2 separate regions of the Homo sapiens genome follow, and region 2 is linked to region 1. Evidence: chromatin contacts called from ENCODE Hi-C data. All regions are on one chromosome and are shown on one strand. The core of a region is the stretch at or near the end of the contact, and the rest is flanking DNA. Distances in the headings are between cores, read along the strand shown. Region 1 has its middle 54 kb from the start of ATOSA. Region 2 overlaps MYO5A (myosin VA).

Region 1 (2,970 bases), core at 347-2,846:
CTATACCTGACCACAGTTATCTCAGTTATCTGTTAGTTGCTGAGCCCCGGGGAGGTCAAGAAACTTGTTTTTGTTGTTTTTTTCTGTTTGTTTGTTTGTTTGGTCACCCAGGCTGGAGTGCAGTGGTGTGATCATAGCTCACTGCAACCTTGACCTTCTGGACTCAAGCTATCCTCTCGAGTTAGCTGGGACTACAGGTGTGCACCACCACGCCCAACTGATTTTAAAGTTTTTTGTAGAAATGGTCTCACTAAGTTGCCCAGGCTAGTCTCCAACTCCCAGGCTCAAGGGATCTCCCACCTTGGCCTCCTAAAGTGCTGGATTACAAGCATAAGCCACCGTGCCTGCCAAGAGACTTATTTAAAATACCAAGATTAACAAGTACCAGAGCTAGGACTTAAAGCCAAGACGTTGAGTAAGTCTATTCCCCCTTCCACAGTGCAGAAACCCATTCCAAACTCATGTCTTTTATCTGTGAAGGACAGGCTCAAAGGTGACAAGGATCTGAGTTGCATTTCAGCAGCAGATACCAAGGATTCCCTGATAAAGCTGAGTTTGCCAATTAGGCTGAACCCTCCCAGCCATGACTAAGACATATGAAATATTAATATGTATTTCAATAATGTTTCATATTCTGATTTTCCTAGGCGGGGAACTTCTGGTCCTCATTTCTCTACCCCACCTAACTAACCTTTTCTTTTCCCCAGTGGAAGGATAATTGTTGTGAAATGTAAAACCCAAAGTTTCTGACCAGAGCTTCCTGAAGCTTTTCCCAGAGTGACCTCAATCACTAGGCCTCAAACCAAACAAACAAACAAAGAAATCTATTTAAAGATATCCTTTCTACCACTCCTAATCCATAGCCTACTGCTAATGGACAGATGGGCATGGTGGTGCCTGCTCAGAGAGCTCCCCAGTGCTATCAAAATACTCAGTCAACGCTCACTGCCCAGCAGGCTGCACCTCCTCCCAGCCCACTCAGCAGAGCAGCCACTTGGAAGGATGTGTAGGACATGGCCTTCTGAATCAGCCAGAATCCAGCAGGGCTCCCTGGGACCTAGGCTTGAGGGATATTAGGACAGACAGGAATGAGCTTAAAGAGGCAGTTCCAATGGGAGCTGTTCCTGACTCTCAGGTCCAGGCCCAGGTTGGGGGCCACTAAGGGCAGCTGTCTCTATAGGAACCTCAAGGTCTAGTCCAAATCTTCCAGCCCAGGAAGCTGGAGCGCACCGATAATAGTTGGTTCTTCTCACTGGTTCCTCCTGAGAAAGGACTTCTTAGAAAAGAGAGACTCAGGCATGATTGAGGTTTCTATGCTTGGAGGGCCCTGAAGCCTCAAGTGACTTCCCTCTGCCTTCCCACCCAACAGGGAGTCTTTATTGTTCACTTTCATTCATAATATACTGAGACCCAGAGGGCAGGTTGTAGTCCTGGGACATGCTTTTTTTTTTTTTTTTTTTCCTGCTTTGGAACTTCTTGCTACATCTGCAGCTGAATGTGATAGGATCTGGGTAAGAGGGCTTGAATACTGTGATGCAAGAACCCTGGCTTTACATAACACATGTCCTGCTCTGCTGATGGTGCAAAACTTAATACAAGAACTCAACACCCACAAAGAGGTAACTCAAGAATCACAGCCATGTATGGCTGCAAACATTTTGATTTGCTGTAATTTCCTCTCCACACACCCCATCCCAGTTGTCAGTAATGACACTTGCTTCTGAGCAACCAGCACAAAAATGAAAATGTAGCATAGCCATGTTTATCCTGGTCTGGTAACCTTCAAGAACTCAAAGTTCAAGGAGAGGAAAAACACTGTTTTTTTAACTTCAGGGTACATCTTTTGCAAATAAAACTTTTTTTAGAGTCAAAATAACATTTTTACATGTAGCCAAATGGTATGGTTATATTCCTTTCTGCGTAAGGATTTTCTGGGGAAAAAATTAAATAAAATAATTATATTCTTTAATATATAATTCCTAATTAAAACTCAAATTTCCCAAATTGTCCTAAAAATGTCCTTTATACTTGGTTTCTCTAAACTAAGATCCAATACAAGACGATACATTGCACCTGTTTTTTAATGTCCCTATAGTCTCTCAATCTCTAACAGTCTCTTTCTGTCATGCTACTGACTGTTGACATGGCATCAGCTGACCTGCCAAATGCCAGGCCTCCTGGATGTGTCTAATGGCTTCTTAGTGATGTTATACAGCTTTTTCTCTATTCTTTGAATTTTTTGTAACCTGGAAGTTAGATCTAAAATTTGAGATTCAGGTAAACGTTTCTAAACTGACAGAATGCTAAGTGTATCTTATAAATGGAGAAAGTGTCACACGGAAAAGCTGAGTGACATAAATGATCATTATACAAGTTATATAAAGTATCAAACATGTATGAAACTGGTACTTCTCAGTTAGACCACATTTATCTTAATCTCATGAAACACAAAACCTACTTATTTATTCATTATATGAATGGAGTCTACTTAACTCTAACCTTAGAATCAAGTAAGTCACAAACATGAAATGTTTTGTATAGAAATCAGAATGTTACAGGCTTCTACAGGAAACTCCCTTGTGTTCTCTTGGGAAATGGATTTGTCTGTTTTTATTTTTGACTTACAACGCTATCCTGATCTCACTCCTCATTCTGGGCAAGGCCCAACCCCTTCTACTTTCACAACTGCTCTGCCTGGTCTCTACCTGCACCCTAAACCCATAAGGGACAAAAGCAAGAGTAGCAGCAACAAATTCAGGTAGAAGAAGCCTGGATATGTGAAGGTCTACCTTGCTCTCAAAGTTTATAAGCACTTCTCTTGGCAAAACTTAACTTACTCCTAAAATATTTTGCCAGGTTTTATTGAATAAATACTGTTTTATGAGCTTATCTCTTACTAAAGCAAGCCACCTTAAGGTGGCCTTGGCATTTTTTGTTTGTTTGTTGAAGGAAATATTGAGCCTCTCAATC
Region 2 (3,105 bases), core at 281-2,780, 360 kb after region 1:
CTCAACCTGCTGGGCTCAAGTGATCTTCCCACCACAGCCTTCTGAGTATATGGGACTACAGGCACGTACTACCACACCCAGCTAATTTTTTTATTTTGTAGAAACAGGGTCTCATGTTGCCAGGCTGTTGCCTCAAGCAATCCTCCTGCCTCAGCCTCCCAAAGTACTGGGATTACAAGCATGAGCTACCATGCCTGGCAGGAAATTATTTTTGAGAACAGAGATCTACTAATGCTTCAAACCTTTATGACCAAGAGTCATATTGTATGTTACTTATTTTTCAAACACCAGCTTGAACCAGGCATACTGTATTTTGTACTTGGCAATGCTCTATCAAAATTATCATTTATTTTCATGTGGTATCATGTTCATTTTACAGATGAGTTGGTTTAGCATTGAAATAGCAAAAGCATCAGGAAAATGTTGATGCTTCTGATGAACTTGCAATCTGTTGCAGAGATAAAAGTTTGTTTGATTAAAGATAGTTACTAATATTTTAGCACATGTAAATGATATAAAGGTAATTAAGAATATAAAAATGCTAAGGAGAGCAAAGCAAAACAGGGATCAGAATGAAATGGGATGGAAGATTTTCTGAGTGGGAGGGAGAAATTTTGAGGTAGTAAACATAAAGATTTGTGAGAAACGTGTGTGTGTGTAGGGAGAGGGTTTTTTTTTTTTGTTTTTTGTTTTAGGACAGATTCTCACCCTGTCACCCAGGCTAAAGTACAGCAGTGCAATCACGGCTCACTACAGCCTCAAACTCCTGGGCTCAAGTGATCCTCCTGCCTCAGCCTCCCAAGTAGCTAGGACTACAGGTACACACCACCATGTCTAGCTAATTTTTAAATTTTTTTGTAAAGACGGGGTCTCATTATGTGCCCAGGCTAGTCTTGAACTCCTGGCCTCTTGTGATCCTCCTGCCTTGGCCTCCCAAAGTGTTGAGACTATAGGTGTGAGCCACTACACCTGGCCAACTTGGGATTTTGAGGCTGTTTTAATCATTCGTACGCATCACTAAGCTAGTAAATGGTTTTTAGCAACATTTTGATCTGTTTTCAAAAACAAGTATAGATCCTCCTATTTCTGAATTAAGAATCAGGAAATTAAGAATTTACTATGTAACTCACCCTGTGACTATGAGAAAATCACATCCATCTTGCTTACCACATCAAACAGAATTGAATTAATTGTGCCTGTTTTCTTCTCTGTTTGTGTCACCTAGAAGGTATTGGTTGTGCTATTGCAAATGTTGTAGTATTTTGGTTGGATACTATATCAATGTTATGATGATATAGCATGAATATGATGAATAAACATGGTTTTCTTACTAAATACATTTGATGATATGTGTATTTACTTATTGTTACTTATGTGTATGTTTAAAGAACAAAGACTACAAATGCCTTGTGGAGAAACTAACCAATCTGGAAGGAATATACAACTCTGAGACTGAGAAACTACGAAGTGACTTAGAACGTCTTCAACTAAGTGAAGAGGAAGCGAAAGTTGCCACTGGGCGGGTCCTTAGTCTGCAGGAAGAAATTGCCAAGCTCCGGAAAGACCTGGAGCAAACTCGTTCAGAGAAAAAATGCATTGAGGAACATGCAGATCGATACAAACAAGAAACAGAGCAGGTAGGAATAATGTCCATATCCCCATCTACTCCGTACACAAAAGAGAGGTGCTGTCATCATGACTTGGTCCGTGTGACTCACTGTTGGTTTTATTAGAAATGCAGTACAAATTTTAGTTGAATTACTGTTCATTATTACTGTTTCCCAAGCATTTATTTCTCATTATCAATGAGTAGGCTGTAGGTCTTTTAGTAGAACTTTCTACTCTAATAAGAACAGAGGCAAAGCTGTATTTTTAGGAGAGAATGGCCAAGTACCTACTAACACTTGTATATTAAAAAAAAAAAAAAAAAAAAAAAGTCAGTCTGGGGCATAGACTCCTTTTAAAAAAAAAGTCAGTCTGGGGCGTAGACTCCTTTTTCTTCAGTAGGGTTAATGTGATTAACCCATTTATGCCTAAGGTTGCAATTTTTTGAATTGCAAAATCAGTCTTTGGCAATGACCTTGAGCAGTAGAATATAAATAACTCCCACATGCTTAGTGTTCTAATAATGGAACATTAGACATAATATTTAGTACCTGATGGTAGGGATCCTTGTTGAAGCCTGCATTAAGGCTGTATTAAGAAGTCCAAGCAGGAGAAGTCTAAATGTCTGCACAGTGATTGCAACCAACAGCTTTACGCAGATGGAACCCTCCCCACAAAATGCTTTCAGATTGACCAGTACTTGCACGCTTCAAATTTGTATTAACATATCAAAACTTTATTAAGTATAGAAGACATTAAGATTGTCAAGTAGTAATGAGATGTACTGCTGAAACATTTGTAAAAGTACCTCAACATTAGGCTTCCTGGAAAAAAGTAATCGATTTTCAGAGATTCCGCTGGTATTACCATCTTTAAATGAAAACAGAGTTGCCTGTGTCAGCTGTAACTGCTGGCAAGAATCCTGATATGGTTTGTCTGTACTGACTTCTAAATGTTAATATCAGCACATGCAGTGAGAACTACAGCAGGAACTTAGATGCAGGTCGGTTAGGATAGGGTGGCTGGTAAAATTGCAGTCCTTCCATGGCATTACAGGTTCCAGTAAAGTAATTCCTCCTATATCTCTAGATCTGTACTCTATATATAGAAACAGCAGTGCCAAAAGGTGAGATTCTTTTCTGTTTTATATAATGTTGTTTTGATACAGCAAGCTTGTTCTCTCAGAATTAAGACGTGCACTCAAAAAGATACTCTTGAATGTTTAAGATCTCTTTTCTTCCCTTTAAGTCTCCCCAAACCACGGAAGCTTTCCAGCTTCGGATTCCTCAGAATCTGTACAGTAGTTAAGTGTGGTGGGAAGATTCTCCTTTCCTTTTCAAAGCCAAGTTCTTGCCTTTCTAGTCTGATAGAATAAACACACAAGCAGATTCAGATTTTTTCTTTCATTTCATTTCATTTTCTCCCACTTCTCACAGAGATAGCTGTAGGCACTAACTTTAGTTCAGACGGTGTTTCCTATGTTGTGTAGGCTGGTCTTGA

Evidence for each region. A loop is a pair of places that touch in the nucleus more often than their neighbours do. Pooled maps may share reads with other maps.
Region 2: a loop to region 1 is called in a pooled map, with 2.9 times the contacts of the local background. The contact joins two enhancer-like sites. A Hi-C loop is called at or near these places in 1 of 37 single-sample maps with no recorded cell type and 8 of 50 pooled maps.

Annotation. Positions count from the first base shown.
Region 1 is chr15:52,731,942-52,734,911 of GRCh38, reverse strand. No RefSeq gene overlaps it. Among named protein-coding and RNA genes, the nearest start is that of ATOSA, 54 kb to the right of the region's middle. Within about 2 kb of position 1,596, at least 7 of the 41 ENCODE cell types and tissues checked have a DNase peak (open chromatin) inside an H3K27ac peak, as active enhancers do.
Region 2 is chr15:52,368,701-52,371,805 of GRCh38, reverse strand. MYO5A (myosin VA) reads left to right here. Exons shown (of 42, transcript NM_001382347.1): 22 at 1,389-1,637. Among named protein-coding and RNA genes, the nearest start is that of MYO5C, 74 kb to the right of the region's middle. Within about 2 kb of position 1,530, at least 3 of the 41 ENCODE cell types and tissues checked have a DNase peak (open chromatin) inside an H3K27ac peak, as active enhancers do.